Linked DNA regions of Homo sapiens: region 2 is linked to region 1. The links are chromatin loops, found by intact Hi-C in ENCODE. Cell type or tissue: IMR-90. All regions are shown on one strand. Each heading gives the region's core, and the rest is flanking DNA. Links, peaks and the distances in the headings are about the cores only. Region 1 overlaps APBA1 (amyloid beta precursor protein binding family A member 1). Region 2 overlaps LOC105376076 (a long non-coding RNA gene).

Region 1 (10,388 bases), core at 900-8,899:
ACATGTTGAAACCCTATTGCTACAAAAAAATACAAAAATTAGCCAGGAGAGGTGGTGCACACCTGTAGTCTGAGCTACTTGGGAGGCTGAGGTGGGAGGATCACTTGAGCCCAGGAGGTTGAGGGGCTGCAATGAGCTGAGATTGCACCACTGCACTCCAGCCTAGGCGACAGAATGAAACCCTGTCACAATAATAATAATTGTGTAAAGTTCTATACACTGGACACTCAGAGTAATGAATAGACCGTGGGCATTTCATAGTCTCCCTGTGCTGCTCTACCCTGACTTGGCTTCCCTCCTGTCTCCAGAGGTGACCACTATCCATAATATTGCAAATAGTCTTTTTGGCTTATTATTTATCACGAAGCAGTATTTTTGCTTGTTTTGCTGCTTTTTCACTTTCTATGAAAGAAAATAAATGGATCCATGTTTCAAAAAACTACTTGTAAAGTTTTTGTGAATGCTTTTTATATTACCTAAAATAAGAGCAAAACCAGCACACCAACTACAAAAAATTAGGAGGACCCTTATGCTGTTTAAACATTTGTTCCCTAGAAACCTCACAGGATCTCTTTCTCCAGAGTTCCAAAAAGAGATCAGTACATTCATTTGCTTTATGGGGCAGGCTATGCATATATAGAGAGGATTTTTTTTAATGTGAATTTATTAATCCAAGTCTATTCTGCTGACCAAAATTTTCAGCCTGGAGTGAAGCAAGTAAAGTTGTTTGCGAAGAAAGGTCCACAGAAGGAGGGGAAACTGGTTGGAGAAGCAATCACTGCATTAGAGATAGGACAAAATGAGGCTCTGTCGTAATAGTTCACAAACTTGGGCATGCTCAGAACTATTCTGGGAACTTTTTCAAAATACAGATCCCTGTGCCTGCTCGTCAGGGCGGTATGGACCCAGGTGATTCCTATGCAAGGCCAGGGGGATGCACCATGTTTTGAAGTTCACCATCTTCATGTAAAAGTTTCCTGTCTGTCTTAAATATATCTAGGGGACTTGTTTTATTAATTAGACATTTATCTGAAGATACATAAATATGTATATAAGTACACACACATATACAAACATAAATAAATTACTATTTTTGTAGGACAAAAATGTTTGTGTATCACCAATTTCGTATTACCTAATAAGGCAAAGTTTCAAAGAAGGTGTCATAACTGGGGTTAAAGGAGAGGAAATATCACTGAACAGGAATGTAATGATATCAAAGTGCTGTTTCTAAGTCATCATGCTGAGTTTCAGGAACTCCCATTTCACAGCCAGCTGTCTGGCCTCTGCAGGCAGAATGCCAAGGAAATGGAGCTGAGTCTTCCTTTTCCACAGGACCCCAGCAGAGGCCCCTCCAAGAGTAATATGTGTGCATCACCAGGGACCCAGGCGCTGCAGCTTGGAAATTGTCAGAAACTGCTGAAGCTCTTCGCAAGAATACCGTTTTGCAGGGGAAGACATGAATACTAGCTATTTAGTGGGTTCATTTAGAGTACCGCAGCAGTAAATACAAAAGACTGGGACTAGAATCTAAAGATATCACACCCTACACTTTGGCAATGTAAAATCAAAATCTTAAGATGTTCAAAGTCAACAATTTTGTGAATTGTATTCTGTAAATACAACAATGCTGTAAATTGTATTTTATTTTACTATTTTTGAGACAGGATCATATTCTGTCACCCAGGCTGGAGTGTTGTAGCACAATCATGGCTCATTGCAGCCTTGAACTCCTGGGCTCAGGTGATCCTCCTGCCTCAGTCTCCCAAGTACCTGGGACCACAGGTGCCTGCCACCACACCCAGCTAATTTTTAAATTAGCTTGTTGCCCAGGCTGGTCTCAAACTCTTGGGCTTAAGCAATCCTCCCACCTTGGCCTCCCAAAGTGCTGGGGTTACAAGCAGGAGCCACTGCGCCCAGCCAAATTGTATTCTTCTTCTTCTTCTTTATTTATTTATTTTTTTTGAGATGGTCTTGCTCTGTCGCGAGGCTGGAGTGCAGTGGTGCGATCTCAGCTCATTGCAACCTCTACCTCCTGGGTTCAAGCGATTACCCTGCATCAGCCTCCTGAGCAGCTGGGAGTACAGGTGCACACCACCACACCCAGCTAATTTTTTGTATTCTTAAAAAAGATTTATGTACTGGGATGGTCTCTATAAATACCTCTCCCCACCCCAAAACAAGGGACTGCATAGGAAAGAAAATAGTTAAATCATAAAACCTATAACAGTGAAATATTATGCAACCACCAAAAGTCATATTTTTTGAAGATGAGTAACATGGCAAAAAGCCATCCAGGCACCCAACAGCTTAGTATCTACTGTTTATGAAACCCTGTGGTAAATAAGCATTCAGGATGGAGATCACAGCTCTCATGTGGAGGAGTTTTCAGTTTAGTGGAAGAGAGAGGGAAATAAACAGGCAAACAAAATGTGGCAAATGCTCAGATGGAGGTGTGTACTGGGGGCTCCAGGACTCCCAAAGACAGGCACCTAGCCCAGACAAGAGGTCTAGAAAGATCACAAGAGGATAGGTACTTGAACTGGGTGGGCGTGAGTTGGCCACAGTAGAGATGAAGTGAGAGGGGGTTTCTAGAAAGGGAACAATACACATGAAGGCAGTGATAGCTGCAGGGGCTAGTATTTGGTCAGCTTCAAATAATTCCTTCTGACTGGAGCTTCAGGTGACTGGGGAAGGAGTAGGAGTGAGGGAGATGCAGGGGCATGGATGCAGCTGGAAGCCATTATCCTCAGCAAACTAACGCAGGAACAGAAAACCAAACACTGCATGTTTTCACTTAGAAGTGGGAGCTGAACAATGAGAACACATGGACACACGGAGGGGAAAACACACACTGGGGCCTGTCAGGGGGGACGGCACACGTTGGGAGAGCATCAGGAAAAATAGCTAATGCATTCTGGGCTTAATACCTAGGTGATGGGTTGATAGGTGCAGTAAACCACCATGGCACACGTTTACCTATGTAACAAACCTGCACATCCTATACATGTACCCTAGAATTTAAAAAATAAATCAAATTTTAAAAAGAGATAATAACACTAGCAGCACTATCTTGGACTGCCCTCAATGTGCAGGAGCTCGTTATCCACTGTTGTGTTTTATTTCATGATTGTGCATTGAAGCAGTGGTAAAGCAGGATTCTGATCAGAACATCCCACTCCTATGCCTGTGCCCTTAGCTCTGCCCTGAGATTGCAGCAGTCGGCAGAGGTCAAATCAATGACAGCCTCGTTTTCCACATAAAGCAGTTAGGATGTGGAGACAGGGAGAAGTTCAAAGCATGAGTTATAATAGCCCAAAATGGGAAATGGCCTACATTTCCTTGCAAGAGAGAATTAAGTTAAAAAGTGATGTCCATTTAATGGAATATTGTATGAGCATTAAAATAATAGTTATCAACACTAGAAACAGAAAAAAATTTAATATGATATTTAGAACTTTTTCCATTGTCTAATGATAAATATTTGTTATAGAAATGTCAAAAAATTCAGAAAAGTAATAATTTAAAAAGTAATCCTACCATCCGAAACCACTGTTAATATTTTGGTATATATCTTTCCATCTATGTGTATGTATGTGTGTGTGTGTGCAAATATATACACACTCAAAAATTAGAGTCATATATTATTTAGTTTTGTACTTAGTATTTGTTATTTAACATTATATTGAAAGCATTTCCCTATGCATATTAAATGTTCTCAGAAAACATACATTTTAATGGCTATTTTTATAGAGTAAATAATTATTTAAATGGATAAAAAGGCCAGGATCAAAAATACTGGATAGACTTTTATGATACAGCGGTGTAGAACTGGCACAGGAAACAGATGACTAATGCTGAGGTTATGGGCAATTTCTCCTTTTCTCTAATGTGGTTATTTTTATAATTTAGTTTTTTAAAGATTTTCAACCCTTGTCATGCATTCATTCAACAGGTAACATTTTTTCCTTCATTGTGCAGTGTACAGTGTGAGCAGTTGATAATAAAAGTTGTGTTTCTGCTTGACATCCCACCCTAGGCTTGGGTTTGGAAAACATGCACGTTGGAGAGAAGGAAAGGAGAGCTGGGATTAGAATCCACCATCCACGCCTATCTGAGAGTGGGAGAATTACTTTGTCAATGTAAGAAGTGATAAAAACCGGAATAGACTTGTCTTATTAGGCTGACGTTGTTCTTGTTGATTTATTAACTTGAATTTCTTTCTTCAGAACATAGTCACAAACAAACCAAGAGGGAAAATGGAAGTTCTAATCATAGGCTTTGGTAATCAATCGCCGTGGGGATGAAATGTTATTTAATTTATAGCCTGTTCATGTTTGTATATGGCACTTACCATGTTATATGGGGAGAGAGATACACAATCTAGCCCATAACAGTGAAGATATAATGTGTTTGTTGGGTGAGAGGTAACAAAAAAAAGACAAAGGGGGCTATTCTCTCAAAGTGTCTCCAAAAGTTCCTTGAAAAAGCTGCAAACTGATTAGAAGGTAGGTTTTTTCCTAGTACAAAATAATTTACTTAGTCCCTTTTCAGAGGATCATTCTATCATGTTATATCTGTTTATAAATCTCTAAATATCAGAAAAAGAGATGCTTAAAGAGGATCAAACTATTTTGGGAGAGTCACTTTGAATTCAAGAGAAAGGATATATTACAGTATTACCAGCTGTCTCAAATATGATCCTATATGATCATGAGGATCCAAATAGATCCTTAACTCCCCCAGATTGTGACTTCTTTGTATTTTCTCTGGGAATCTTTGAACACTGGGCAGCTGGCCTCTGCAATCACACTGTCATTCTTTTCTTGCACATGTCTCCATCCTCAGCCACTGGAGGTTGTGTCTCACTCTCATGCATGTCATCACTGCCTGGCACAGAGTCGGCACTCAGTACACTTTATATTAAAGTGAATACTTCCATCGCATAAAGCAAGTGACTGTTATTAAAATGTGTTCAGTAGCCTTTAGGTCCTAAACTCTGGGCAAGTTCTCATTGCTCCAGATGACTCCTGCACCACCTCTCTTTTGCTAGAAGGAGAAGCAATGAGTTAAGTGCCTTCTCAAGCTTCTTAGATCCCTGATTAATATTCTCTGATTCTCTGTCTTGGAATGCATTTAAAATCTCTGCCTCGATTCTGACCTACCTGGCATGGGAACAAGAATTTACAATGTTACTCACCCACAATGAAGATTACATGCCTGGCAATTTGATTTAATTATTTGTGGAGCTTAATTCAGGCTGTTCATATCTGCCTAGGCAGGAAAAAAAAAACTCTAGCAAGTTTTTGGGCCATTTTTGAATCAGTATTATTGCAGAAGAAGGCAAGAAATTTTTTTCCATTTTAAGCCTGGCATTCACCCCTATAACAGAGTTTATTTCACAAGAAGAATGTTAAGTCTTGCAGACAAAGTTTTCTGTTTCTTCATGTTAGTAGAAATGTGTAACGTTGCCTCAGTCACCTTCAACCATATGCATAAGAGAAGTAGATATTTTTTTGAGGGTTTCTCAGTCTCGGCACCATTGGCATTTGGGGCTGGACAATTCTTTGTGTGTGGGACATTGTAGAATGTTTAGTAGCATTCCTGGCTTCTACTCACTAGATGCCAGTAACACACACACACACACACACACACACACACACACACACACACTCACACGTGACAACCAAAAATGTCTCCATATATCAAGGGAAGGGTGCAGGGGAGAGGCAAAATAGCCCTCCTGTACACTAGAATGTATGGAAATAAATACATACAAGACATTCTCACACACTCTCTCAAATAGCTTTGGCAAATTCTGTTTGGCTTTCACTTACGTGAAAATCACTTCTTTTAGAAGACTTTTTCAGTTCAGGGATGTGATGTGGGGTGGGGTGTGTGTGTTGGTGTGTGAAAAACCACACCTGAATGAAAAATGCAGCCTCCCTAGGAAGGTGACCAAGTTAACTTTCCTTTTCAGGGAAGAAGCACCACAGGAGGTCAAACGGAAACCCTAGCGGATGCCTGTTCCATAGCTAAGTGAGCCTTGCAACAAGGAATTGTTCAATATTCATTCTTTCACATTTCACCTCTTTTTGCTTTGAGCATCCTTTTCTGCTGCCAGACTTTGGGGACCTAGCAGCTTGCAAAGACTCAGCTCTTGTGGAAAGTCCAGTTTTTATATCCTGGCTCACGTATACCTCTAAAAAGCTTAGCTGGAAGTAATAGAGCCACTGTTTTTGAGTACTTTCTCATGCCAGTCACTATCCTAAACTTTTTCCCCACATCATTTCTCTTATTCTTTGCAATAATTCTACCATGTAGATACCATTAATGTCACAGTTTGAGACATGAGGACCCAGGCGTAGAACACTGGGTACACACAGTTGTTAAATGGCAGTTCCCTTTCTTGACCACTGTGCTGTGTTACCTTCCATTGAACATGTGGATTTGCTTATCAAGACCCTCAGATGACCACATCATAAATGATTTATATGAATGAGTTTCACACTTTTTATATGATCTCTTCCATTGCTGGTTGAAAATGAGAGGAGCTGGAAGAAGCACGGAAATACTTAAAGTTCCAGTAGAGGCAACCAAAGCCTGGGGGAAGGTTGGTTCTCTTCATGGTGGCGTAAATGTGATATAATGCATGCATTCTGGCTGTATTTTTGTAGTAATTAAATGGAAGATGTAATTAGTTCTCTTCTATTTTGAATAACAGATTAAGTCATAAAATGTAGAATGCCTGGCTAGGTTATTTCTTCTCAAATTTAAATTTTCAAAGGAGAGAATGATGCATCCTAAAGTGAAGAGAAAACTCTGGATCTTTCATGAAGTGCCCCCAACCCTTGCTGTGTTTGTTGAAGTGTGATCACAGGCCAACTCTGGTTAGGAGCTTTGAGAAATGAGAAATTCTACATAGGGCATGGGGGACATTCTCAGGAAGCCCTTGTGGCTTTCTGTTGCTCTTCTCTACGTGGAAAACGTTCCTGTGTCTCCTACCCAGGCAGTTTAGTAGTCCATACTGCAAGGAAGTGTAGACTGACCTTATCCTATGTCATTTCTCATACTTACTGTGTTTGTTAAGCATTTTTGGCAAAAGGTGTGACTCTACTTTTTGGGAGTGGTGATGGGAGTTTTCTGGGGATGAAGTCTGGAACATTCCTGGGATTCTCAACACAAGCCCAAGAGTTTTCATCATTTCTCCCACCTCATCATACCTGTGGGAGGCAGCACTCTCCTACACCCCTGGGGAACGAGCTTGGAGGCAGAGATGCTCAAGGTGGAGGGTGGGTGCTGAGGGGAGGGGAGTCCCCCACAGGATGTCCCGGACCCCAGTGCCATTTGAAGAAGGCCTGCACCTCCTCCTGACAGGCCTGAGCTCTGCTGGAAACCCTGCATTAGTCAGACTGACATGAGAGCGTGAGGCCCAGACCTGGGATTCAAAGTTAATGAGAAATGTAGAAAACTTGAAGTTGAACAATGAGAACATTTGGACACAGGAAGGGGGACATCACACACCGGGGCCTGTTGTGGGGTTGTGGAGGGGGGAGGGATTGCATTAGGAGATATACCTAATGTAAATGACGAGTTAATGGGTGCAGCACACCAACATGGCACATGTATACATATGTAACAAACCTGCACGTTGTGGACATGTACCCTAGAACTTAAAGTATAATACAAAATAATAATAAATAAAAAAATAAAAAAATTCACAGAAAGGAAAAAAAAGAATTCCAGTTACATGAATGACTCTGTGTTGCATGGCGGTGGGGGCGGCAGGAATTTCCTTAGCATTTGAAGAACCTCTCCCATCCTTGGCCATCCCCTTTGTGGGTGCAGTTTTCTCTGTGGGAATCACCCTTCTCTCTCTGGCAGGTGTCTGCCCATCTTTCAGGAGCTCGCTCTAGCATTGTTTCTTCTGTGTGGAAATGATTGATCGCTTCTCTGTGCTCTACGGAATTCAACAAATACTTGTTGAATGAATATATAATGCTATACTAGAATCTACAGGTTTTTGTTATAATAAGTGATCATTGTAAAAAAAAATTCAAACAGTACTGAAGTGTATAGACCATTCAGTTTTGAGTATTTCTCCATTCATTCAAGAAATATTTGTTGCACATCTAATTGGTGCCAGTTGGGATACAGGAAGAAATAACATGAACAGAGTTTCAGCCCTCACAGCCCTGACACACAAGTAGGGTGAGGCCGACTGTGACCAAACAGCAAGTGTATAATGCCAGATAATAACTGAAGAAATATAAAGCCAAGCAGGGGAGTTGTGTGTGATGGTGGGTGGGGTGGGGCAGGTAGGGGACAGCTGAGGAAAGGCCTGCATGTAGCTGGGGAGCCAGCATTGAAGACGCCTCGGGGACAGTGGGTTCATGTGGAGAGGGCCGCAGGTGCAAAGGCTCTGAGGAGAGAATGAGCTTGGAGTGCTTGAGAAAGGAGAGTTTTAGGAGAGCAGATCAGACAGGAAGCCAGGAGCCAAATCATGCAAAGCTTGACTGGCCATGAAAAGGACTTTGAATTTCATTCTGAGATGCGAAATCATTGAGCAGAAAAGTGACATGATCAGATTTATATTTGTAAGAGTCACTATCAGAGCATTTTCATCATCTTTTATTCAAACAGCATTTACCAAGCACCAATAAGCACTAGGCCCCATGCCAGATACCAGGGAGTGGCAGATAAAAGACCCAGTACATGCCTTCAAGAAACTTGCAATCAGGTGTAGAAACCCACCTACAAATAGACACCTACAGCACCCTGGGTTAATGTCATGATGGTCAGCGTGGTGAAGGGCTGCAGACCCAGGACAAAGGGACCCCAGACCAGGGCATGGGAGGCAATCCTCCACATGAGAATGTTGTTGATGATGTCCCTAATCTGTGCTATAAAACAGGAGTGTATGTTGCTATGGGGATATGCAGCACGGAGACCTACCTCAGTTTGGGAGAGTCAAGGGAAGGATCTTTGAGGAAAGGATTTCTAGATTTTTTGGCTGAGTTCTGGAGAATGAGCGGAGGCTGGCCAGGCAAGGGCCCTGCATGTGTGCAGGAGCAGGGCAGGGAGTTCTGAAGCTGGGAATAGGGGTGGGAACGTGGTAAGAGATGAAACTGGGTTGGTCGGTGGGGCCTGAGCAGGCAGGCCTTGAGGCCACGGTCAGGGCTTGCTCCTCACTCTGAGAGCCGTAGACGCCATCAAAGCGTTCTAAACAGAGGAGGGACGTGATTCCATTTGCATTTTAGAAAGATCACTCTGGCTGCAGAGTGCAGAATATTCTGAGAAAAAAGCAAAGACAGGGGAGGAGAACGGTAAGGACTCATGCCAAGGCCTAGCTGAAAGTGGACATTGTGGACATGGAGGGGAGTGGTGGATTGCATGACATGGAGGATGTAGAGCCACAGGACTGGACAATTGACTGGACGCGGAGAATAAGAGGGGAGGATGAACCATTGACAGCTGCCATGGCACTGCTTTTGAAATGGTGGAAATGGGATTTCTTGGGATAAATAATATAATGTGGAAGAGAAATGCGATGGGAGTAGAAGATTATGAACTCATTTGTGGGCAGTGTGGGACTGCCAGTAGGCAGCTGCCTATTGGGGTATGAAGTTCCATGGAGAGGTGTGATGCAGGGACACAGTCGGGAGCACTGGTGCGTAGATGATTAAGGTCATAGGAGCTGATGGGCTCGCTGGAGACTGCTGGCATTTAAGGACTGCCTAAGGCCTCTCACCAGCCGTGTATGTAAATCTCAGGTCCATCACAGTTTTGCTGAGGCACAGCACTGGCTGTGGCATGTGGAGGCTGGGGTCCGCACCTACACCAAGGCTTTTGGGCTCGGACAGGCACCTGGCTAACAGGAGGGTCCTTGGAAAGGTGGCATCCCAGATAACAAATGAGTGCAGGACTCTACCTGACAGCACTTCACATTTTAGATGTTTGGAGGTTTTTGCAGGTGAATAATCTGTCTTGTTTTCTGCCTCTTACTTCAGGACTAGAAAAAGTATTTTAGAACATTTTCTTCTCTTAGCTTTATGCCCTTGCTTATATGAGGAGCAACAAAGAAAGATGTGCCTTCTCTTCTTACATATTGTGCTGCCTCTTTTTCACTAAATTCACATTAGAAATAATTCACACACCTCGAAAGGATTACTGTACTATCATTCAAAATGAGCTTTTCCCATTTGGGTCGTTTCTACTTTTTGACTGTTGTGAATAATGCTGCTAAGAGCACTGATATACAAGTATCTGCTTGAGTCCCTGCTGTCAACTCTTTTGGGTACATGCTGGAATTACTGGATCACATGGTAATTCTGTGTTGACTTTTTCTGAGAAACAGCCATACAGTCTTCCAAGTGGCTGCATCATTT
Region 2 (10,388 bases), core at 741-8,740, 220 kb before region 1:
AATCTACATTTGGCTACTCATGCAATTAACAACTCTTTTTTTTGTTTTGTTTTTTGTTTTTTTGAGATGGAGTCTCACTCTGTCTCCCAGGCTGGAGTGCAGTGGCACAATCTTGGCTCACTGCAACCTCTGACTTCCAGGTTTAAGCGATTCTCCTGCCTCAGCCTCCCGAGTAGCTGGGATTACAGGTGTCCACCACCATACCTGGCTAATTTTTGTATTTTTAGTAGAGACAAGCTTTCACCATGTTGGCCAGGTTGGTCATGAACTCCTGACCTCAGGTGATCCACCCACTTCAGCCTCCCAAAGTGCTGGGATTACAGGCATCAATTAACTACTCTTATAATAAAAACAAAGGAATTGAATTGCATGGCATTGGGTTCCAATTCAGGTTTATAATTTGAAATGAAAGAGTCCTAGTTTACACAGTCAAAAATGTGTCAGAGAGCAGTTTGTATTTTTCCAAATATGATTTCTGAAATGTCTGAAATACATTTTGTTTAAACAAGCTATGTCTCCTTTATTAGAATAGTACTGATTAAGAGCTTTTAATCTTTCAATCAGTGGACAAGCAAAAGTTTCCATTTGTTCTATTTCAAAAGAAATTATTGCTTTGCAAAGTAGATTTACATCTTAATAAGACTGTCGGTGGATAAGGTTAATCTGCTCTAAAAACAAGTTTTTGGGATCAGGTTCTAGGTTTTGGTCAGCTTTGTCACCCCGATGGACTGCCATGCCTACAGCAGATCCCCAACAAATATTGCTCAATTGAAATACTTCATCAAATAGATTATTTGTGTGAAGATAGATAGTGTTAACCATAAATGAACCTCATCTTTTTATTGCATCAAGCTAAAAATACTTATTTAATAGTTCCAGCTACCAAATACGGAGTACTTGAAAGACACGATATCATACTGAAATTATTTCTACAATTTAGGTTTATTGCTAGTCAGACTGACTCTCCTTAATAAAATAATTTTTCTATAAGTCTTAAAGAAGGGTGTCAAATTAATATTTAAAATAATTTCACTCATTCTTTTTTAAAAAAGGTTCATGAAATAACGCTTTTCTTGTTGAAAGAGAAGAGAGCTGTCAGCTCTGTTAGAGTCAGTAAGAAGGAACAATCCTTTCTTGGTATTGTTGTTGATGTTGGTATTGAGTTGTCACTGCCTTACAGACTTACCTAAGGATTGTAATAGTAAAAAAAGGATTATAAGAAAACTTACATTACTTGGTTATATTATTTGTATATGGTCTGGTGGCTCAAATATATATCAGTCATTAATGATAACCAAAAACCTATGGCTCAAATATACGTCAGTCATTAATGACAACAAAAATCTAACTCACTCTGACACAGATATAAATGGATATGGACTTTTGGGGGGCTGTGAGTACAATGTGGTCGGAACTATTCTTGGTCAAAATTAAATCTCATTAAAAATGTGAGAAAAATTATTAAACCATCTTAACTGAATTTTAAATATTTCATTTAAACTTTCTTGTAAAGAACATATTCATTAGCAGAAGATTAAATTTGCCCAAGTAACACAAAGTCATTTTAACTAGAGTTTATGAAATACAGGAATTTTAAAGCTAATAATTACCATGAGTCTGTACGATTTTGTAGCATTCATTATTTCTTGTGCATTAAAAAGTTCTGTAAGCCAGCTTTCCACCTTACATTAAAAATATAAGATACATCTGAACAGACTAGCTTATATTTTTAGTTCAATATACGTTTCTTTGCTAAGCAGCAGTAAAAAAAGTGGAAGCAAGATTTTTTTTGAAGTCATACTATATTCAATATTCATGATTCCTATTCATTATAACTAAACTGTAGAAGCTGAATGATTTTTCAGAATCTTTTCCCCAAAAGTATTCTATACTCCCATGAGAGGTTTTTTGTCTACTCTTTTTCTCTTTCATTAGAGAACAATGTTGACACCATTTTCATGATGCCATTTTCACCAGTTCACCATATGACAAGCTAAGCTTCACTACATACATTCTTTGTAGCATGGAGAAACCACAAATGCAGAATTCAATTTATCATGGTGAAAATATAGCCTGTTATAAAATTTAAAAATATAATGTTAAGTAAGTCTTCGTAAGTCTATCATACAGGAAATTTTATATACAGTGGCTCCCTATAAAATAAGAAAAGTTGGATAAATTAACGAAACAAAATGTGATTTAAAAATCTGAGCAACATTGCATGTATTGATGGTAATTTTGTCACTCAGTCTAAAATGGAATAAGGGAATAAGAACTTCAGAATTCTATATTACAGTTTTCTTTACAGTAATTCACTATATCATTAATAAAATATTTCACTGTAGTTTAAGCATATAAGTAAATTAACATCCCTCATTATAATACCTCACCAATAGTTAATAGTTACTTAAGCTAAAAACTCTATAGTTCCTAAATCATTGCTTATATGTATTAAATTATTGAGCAAAGAAACACCTCTATTATTTTATTGCCCAAGATTTTTTCAGAATTTCCTATATTGCTAAGAATGAAACATCTTTTCTGCAAATAAAGTACACTGTTATAATGCATACACAAAAATCGACTTGTGTTTAATTAGGAATTAGTGAATGACATGAAACAAATAAAAAACGCCTCAGTAAGGTCATTGGGTAAGTTCTGGATAGAAATCTCTGCTGTCTTAATGTGCTGTATGGTAAGTTTTCTTAAATGCCTCTCTTTTTTTAAGCTAAAAATCCATCAACTAGTGATTTGCGACTTTGTGACAAATTTCCTTTTTATGTGTACTTCAAATGAACCATTGTACCCAATGACAATATGACTTCACAAACTTGGCAAACATATAAGAGAATAAAGACCAAAAATTAAAAAAAAATCTAGAAATCAATCCTGTCTATAAAATATAGGACCCCTTAAAAACATGTAAAATGTTAATATTTTCTTTACATGTAACACAAAATTACATTTCCCATCCCTACTTCTAGCACACTGTAGAGTATAGGAGGCTAAAAATGGTAAAGGAAAAATATCCCAGAGAACTTAAGATCCTGACACAAATTTTTTGTTAATGGTTTATATCTAGTGTTATGGTTTGAATGTCTCCTTCCAAAAGTATGTTTTGGAAATTTAATCCCCAATGCAACAGTATTGAGAGGTGGGGCCTAAGGGTAGGTGTTTAGGTTATGAGGGTTCCACCCTCACGAATGGATTAATGTCAATTATAAAAGGGCTTGAGGTTGCAAGTTCAGTCTCTTGATCTCTCTCACCCTCTCTTTGCCCTTCTACCACGAGATGACACAGCCATAAGGCCCTTGTCAGGTGCTGGCCCCTTGTTCTCAGACTTCCCAGCCTTCAGAACCATAAGCTAATAAATGTATTTCATTTAAAATTACCCAGTTTGTGGTATTCTGTTTTACCAGCATAAACGGACTAAGACATCCAGGGAACCCAAACTGTGAACTTGGTTAAAGGTGGTTTCAGACTGGTGGTGCACCAGGTACCTGGAAGAAGCAAAAGCAAATCCTTTAATTAAAAAGGCATTTTTCATCCTGGGCTTTCAAGAATCCCCCAAAATATTTATTCAGGGATAATAAGCACAGAAGGCAGAAATATCATGAGCAATAAATAACCAAAACAAGAATTTAGGGAAATACATAAGCAAAGAATTCAGATATTGGAATTATTATATACAGTTTATAAAATAACTATGCTTAGTCTATTTGAACAAATAAAAAGATAACTCTGAAAGTATTTTCAAAAAACAAGGAGTTCTAAAACGAAACCTAGTATATTTGTAGAAAAACAAAAAAAGAACTTGTATAATTAAAAAATAATAATAAAATTTAAAACTCTAAGTACATTAAATATTGCAAAGGAGTAATTTAGTAAAACGAAAGACAGGACATATAAAATGATCCAAAATGTGGCAAAAAGAAACAAAAGTATGGAATATATGGAAGGAATGCTAAGAGACATGGAAAAAAGGTGAAAAATTCCAACATTCTTTTAATGTGAAGGAAAGGAAAAAGAGGAGGGTACAGAGACAATATTTTAAAATATATAGGCTGAGAGTTTTATAGAACTGATTAAATGCACAAGTTCTTTAGTTTAAAAAGCCTAGTGATTTCCAAGCAGGACAAATAAAAATAAAACCATAACTAGAAATGTCATACTGATATTATGTATTACCAAAGACAAAAGGAAAAATGTTAAAATCAGCCAGAAAAAAACAACTAGCAGATAACTTTCAAAGGAGTTATATGCTGATAGCTGACTTCTCAGCAGAGAAAATATGAGTCAAAAAGACAGTGAGATATTCTTCAATACGCAAGGGGAAAAAGACTGCCAAATGGGAATTCTAAACTCAGTGAAAATACCTTTCAAGAATAAGGATGAAGCTAGGTGACATCAGTAAAAATGGCGAGTAAAGACTCCAAAAATTCTTTCTGTACCTAAAAGCGATGAGCAACAGTGCAAAACTTGACAGACATTTCTGAATTTTTCAGAATTCTAGAAATTAATCAAATGCAAAAATATAGGAAATATTTATTCAAGAAAAACAACTGAAACTTGATAAGAACAGTGAGCTTTGTGTTGTTGTAACTTACCCTATTCCTATTCTTCCTTCTCAGCTATTCAGCACCTTGAAAATGAACAGCTCACAATCATGGTGAAAACCAGCAGCCTGTAGAGGGAAGAATGGAGCTAAGCTTCCTTCAAAGCCCTGTTCCCAGAGGATTGTTGTTTTTATCTGTTGGTGGTTCCCTGGAAGACCACATCCACAAAGTTGTCTTTATTTAATCTGACTCAGAGCTCATTCAGTGTAAACAGCCATATCCTTAGGGACTGCATTAGTCTTTCTTGCATTACTATAAATGAATACCTGATACTGGGTAATTTATAAAGAAAAGAGGTTTTGCAGGCTGTACAAGCATGGCACCAGCATGTCCTCAGCTTCTGGTAAGGCCTCAGGGAGCTTACAATCATGACAGAAGGCAAAGGGGGAGCCAGTGTGTCACATGGCAAGTGAAGAAACAAGAGAGGGAGGAGGTGGTGCAAGAATCCTTTAAACAATCAGTTCTCACATGAACTACCAGAATGAGAACTCATCATTACCATAGGAGGTCACCAAGCCATTCAGGAGGGATCTATTCTCATGACTGAAACACCTCCCGCTAGGCCACACCTCCAAGATCAGAAATTATATTTCAGTATGAGATTTGAAGAGGACACACATTCAAACCATATAAGATGCACTTGTCAAAAACAATTAAGGGCAATTGCCTAAAATTGTATACAATGGTTGGGGCAACAACAGGCTAGCCAAAAAGGTTAAAAGGAAAGTCTGGGGAATTAGACGTCTGTAGGAGATTCTGAAAAGCTTCAACATATTCTTGCAATCTAGAAGGAAGAGCATATATTTACGACTCTGTAAATACTCAGGAAAATCCTGAGAAGGTTCAACCCCTCTCACTTCTAGCTAAAATGGAGGCTCTTTGCAAGGAGAACATAAAGTTTAACTTTTTGTTAACTGCCTGGATGAATGTTGAAAGCATGCCACCACAAATATATAAAATCTCTCAGAAAAGACTTGGAGTCTTATTGGTTGCAGGCATTTAAGAAAATCACTATCCAATCATTACTTGATTACTAACCTAGCTAAGCAGAGACTTCACTGGCAACAAATAACAAAGAATACAGACTTTACCATATCAATTTGGAAAAGTTGCCAAATAAACAACTATCTACTACAATAAGCAGCAACCAACAACAGATCCTACAGAGGAGGAAGAATTTGATTTCCAGCGTTTTCATATTATATTATTTTAAATGTCCAAGTTTTGACAAAAATAATTATAATATATGCAAAGAAATAAGAAAGTATGGCTCATACACAGGAGAAACATAGTAAAAATAAACTATCTTGAGGAAAACCAACGGTTGGACTTACCAGACAACTAATTTATTTATTTATTTATTTATTTGAGACAGAGTCACACGCTGTCACCCAGGCTGGAGTGCAGTGGTGGACTCTTGGCTCACTACAACCTCTGCCTCCCAGGTTCAATTGATTCTCATACCTCAGCCTCCAGAGTAGCTGGGATTACAGATGTGAGCCACCATGCCTGGCTAATTTTTGTATTTTTAGTACAGATGGGGTTTCATCATGTTGGCCAGGCTGGTCTCGAACTCCTGACCTCAGGTGATCCACCAGACTCTGCCTCCCAAAGTGCTGGAATTATAGGTGTGAGCCACTGCACCTGACAAATAATTTAAATTAGCTAATTTAAATATGTTAAAGTAAGTAAAGAAACCCATGTTTAAAGAACTTAAGAGGCCAGACACAATGGTTATGCCTGTAATCCCAGCACTTTGGGAGGCTGAGATAGAAGGATAACTTGAGGCCAGAAATTTGAGAGCAGCCTGGCTAACATAGTGATAGCCTATTTCCACAAAATCTAAAAAATTAGCCAGGCACAGTGGCACAGGCATATAGTCCTAGCTACTCAGGAGGCTGAAGCAGGAGGATCATTTTTGCCCAGAGCTTTGAGGCTGCAGTGAGCTATGATTGAGCCACCAGATTCTAGCCTGAGCAACAGAGCAAGACCTTGTCTAATAAATAAATAAATAAACAAATAAATAACTTAAGGAAAATATGAGACCAATGTCCCACCAAACAGAAATTTTTTTAAAAAAGAGAAAGATAGAAATTATAGAAAAGGAACAAAAATCTCTGGACTTGAAAAGTACAATAACAGAAATGAAAGTTTCACTTGATGGGGTCAAGTAAAGACTGAAGCAGGTAGAAGAAAGCATCATGAACCATGAAGATAGATAAATTGAGATGATCAAATCCAATGGACAAAAAAATAAAATAATGAAGAAAAATAAATGAAGCCTCAGAGACCTGTGGGACATCACCAAACATAACAACATAAGCAACATGGCAGTCTTTGAAGGAGAGAAGAGAAAGGTGTAGAAAGAATAGTTGAAGAAAGAATGACTGGAAATTTCTAAAATCTGATGCAACTATTAATCAGCACATGTAATAAGCTCAGTAAAATTCAAGTAGGATAAACTCAAAGAGAGCCACAACTAGAAACATTATAATTATATATGTATATATATACAGATACATATGTATATATGTATATATCTGTAAAACAATATAATTATAATCTAATTGGCCAGAGTCAATAACAAAGAGTAAATGTGAAGGCAGCAACAAAGAAGCATCTTATCATGCACAAAGTATCCTTAATAAAACTTACAGCCAATTTCTCATCAAAAACATGGAAGTCAGAGGGCAGTGGGCAGACATATTCAAAGTGCTGAAAGAAAGACTATCAACCAAGAATCTCATCATCCAGCAAAACTATACTTCAAAAATGAAGAAAAAATTAAGAACTTTCCCAATAAAGAAAACTGAGAGAATTTGTCAGAGGCCCACCTGCCATACAAAAAATACTAAAGGGAATCCTGTAGGAGAAAATGAAAGAACACTAGATAGCAACTCAATTCACATGAAAAAATAAAGAGCACCAGTCAAGGTAACTAAATAAATATAAAAGGCTGCATGCATGTATTTTTTGGTTTGGAACTCTTTTTTATAAAATCTAATTTTTAAAACAGCTCTATAAAGGAATGATTATAGTCAATGTTGTTGGACAGATAATGTATAAAGATGTAATTTGTATGACAATAACAACACAAAGGAAGGAGAAGGAGATGAGGATCTGTAGGAGCAAAGTTTTTTTTAATATGATTGTAATTATGTTCTTATTTTGAATAGATTGTTATAAAATTAAATTTCAATTGTAATCCCTAGGACAATCACCAAGAATATAACTCAAAAAATAAATACAGTAAAAGGAATGTCAAGGTAATTTAAGTGGTATACTCTTGTAGACAGTATACAGTTGGATCTATTTTTAAGTCTATTCTGTCAATCTCTGTCCTTTAATTGGAGAGTTTCTTCTATGTACATTTAATGTAATTACTGAAAAGTAATGATTTATGTTTGCTGCATTTTGCTATTTGTTTTCTATGCCTTGTGTCTTTTTGTTCTTCTATTCCCCCATTGCTGCCTTTGTTTATGTTAAATAGTTATTTTATGTGTACCATTTAAGTTACCTTGTCATTTCTTTTGCTGTATTTATTTATTAAGATGGAGTCTCACTCTGTCACCCAGGCTGGAGTGCAGTGGTGCAATCTCGGCTCACTGCAACCTCCACCTCCCAGGTTCACATGATTCTCCTGCCTCAGCCTCCGGAGTAGCTGGGATTGCAGGCATGCGCCACCACTCCTGGCTAATTTTTTTTTTGTTTTGTATTTTTAGTAGAGACAGGGTTTTGCCATGTTGGCCAGGATGGTCTCGAACTCCTAACCTCATGTGATCCACCCAACTTGGCCTCCCAAAGTGCTGGGATTACAGGTGTGAGCCACCACACCCAGCCCTACAGTATTTAGTTTTTGAGTTATATTCTTGGTAGTTGTCCTAGGGATTACACACACTGCAGTTTGGCTCCCAGGAAGTCCCATCCTTAGGAGAAGGGGGAGTGTACCATATCAAGGGACCACCCCATGGGACAAAAGAACCTGAACAGCAGCCCTTGGAGTCCAGATTTTTTCACTGAAATAGTCTACCCAAATGAGAAGAAATCAGAAAAGTAATTCTGGTAATATGACAAAACAAGGTTCTATAACACCCTCGAAAGACTACACTAGCTCCCCAGCAATGGATCCAATCCAAAAAGAAATCTCGGAATTACCAGATAAAGAATTCAAATGGTTGATTATTAAGCTACTCCAAGAGATACCCAAGAAAGGTGAAAACCAACTTAAAGAAATCTTTAAAAAATACAAGATAGGAATGAAAAATGCTCCAGAGAAATAAATATCATAAAGGAAAAACAATCAAAACTTATGGAAATGAAAAACACACTTAGAGAAATACCGTCAAACAAGTAGAAGAAAGAACTCTGGAGTTCAAACACAAGGATTTTGTATTAAGCCAATCAGATGAAGGAAATAAAAGAATTTTAAAAAGTGAACAAAGCCTCCAAGAAATCTGGGATTATGTTAAACAACCAAACCTAAGAATAATTGGCATTTCTGAGAAAGAAGAGAACTCTAAAATTTTGGAAAACATATTTGAGAGAATAATCAACAAAAACTTCCCTGGCCTTGCTAGAGATCTAGACATCCAAATACAAGAAGCTCAAAGAACACCTGGGAAATTCATCTCAAAACAATCATCACCCACGCACATAGTCATCAGGTTATCTAAAGTCAAGACAAAGGAAAGAATCTTAAAAGCAAAAGCATCAGGTAACCTATAAAGGAAAACCTATCAGATTAACAGCAGATTTTTCAGCAGAAACCCTACAAGCCAGAAGGGACTGGGGTCCTATCTTTAGCCTCCTCAAACAAAATAATTGCCAGCTAAGAACTACACTTCATAAATGAAGGAGAGATAAATTATTTTTCAGACAAACAAATGTTTAGAGAGAATTCACTACTACCAAGCCAGCACTACAAGAAATGCTAAAAGGAGTTCTAAATCTTGAAACAAAGTCTCGAAATACATCAAAATAGAAGCTCCTTAAAGCATAAATCTCACAGGGCCTATAAAACAATAACACACACCTACACACAAACAAGGTATTTAGGCAACAACTAGCACAGTGAATATAACAGTACCTCACATCTCAATAGCAACATTGAATGTAAATGGCCTAAATGCTCCACTTAAAAGATACAGTATGGCAGAATGTATAAAAATTCACCAACCAAGTATCTGCGGTCTTCAAGAGACTCACCTAACACATAAGGACTCACATAAACTTAAGGTAAAGGGGTGATAAAAGATAGTCCATGCAAATGGAAACCCAAAGCAAGCAGGAGTAGCTATTCTTACATCAGACAAAACATACTTTAAAGCAACAACAGTTAAAAAACCCAAAGAGAGATATTATATAATGATAAAAAGGATCAGTCCAATGGAAAATATCACAATCCTGAATATATATACATCTAACACAGGAGCTCCTACATTTATAAGACAATTATTGCTAGACATAAGAAATGAGAAAGATGGCAACACAATAATAGTAGGGGACTTCAATATTCCATTGACAGCACTAGACAGGTAATCAAGACAGAAAGTAAACAAAGAAACAATGTACTTAAACTATACCCCAGAACAAATGGACTTAACAGATATTTGCAGAACATTCTACCCAACAACTGCAGAATATACATTCTTTTCACCAGCGCATGGAACATTTTCCAAGATAGACCATATGATAGGCCACAAAACAAGTCTCAATAAATTTAAGAAAATTGAAATTATATCAAGTACACTGTCAAACCACAGTGGAATAATA

Evidence for each region. A loop is a pair of places that touch in the nucleus more often than their neighbours do. Peaks named below come from ENCODE experiments on the same cell type or tissue, not always from the same donor. Only the 100,000 strongest peaks of a DNase experiment are listed, where the experiment ranks them.
Region 2: a loop joins it to region 1, with 2.1 times the contacts of the local background. A loop is called at or near these places in 1 of 110 quality-filtered maps.

Annotation. Positions count from the first base shown.
Region 1 is chr9:69,564,734-69,575,121 of GRCh38, reverse strand. All of the region lies in intron 1 of APBA1 (amyloid beta precursor protein binding family A member 1), which reads left to right. Among named protein-coding and RNA genes, the nearest start is that of APBA1, 100 kb to the left of the region's middle. In IMR-90, for the core only: no CTCF peak of the experiment used is centred there; DNase peaks (open chromatin) are centred at 1,261 and 5,151.
Region 2 is chr9:69,780,231-69,790,618 of GRCh38, reverse strand. It overlaps LOC105376076 (a long non-coding RNA gene), which reads right to left. Exons shown (of 4, transcript XR_929910.3): 2 at 4,608-4,684; 3 at 3,393-3,500. Among named protein-coding and RNA genes, the nearest start is that of PTAR1, 25 kb to the right of the region's middle. In IMR-90, for the core only: a CTCF peak has its summit at 4,682 (motif pointing right); a DNase peak (open chromatin) is centred at 4,718; H3K27me3 peaks cover 211 bases.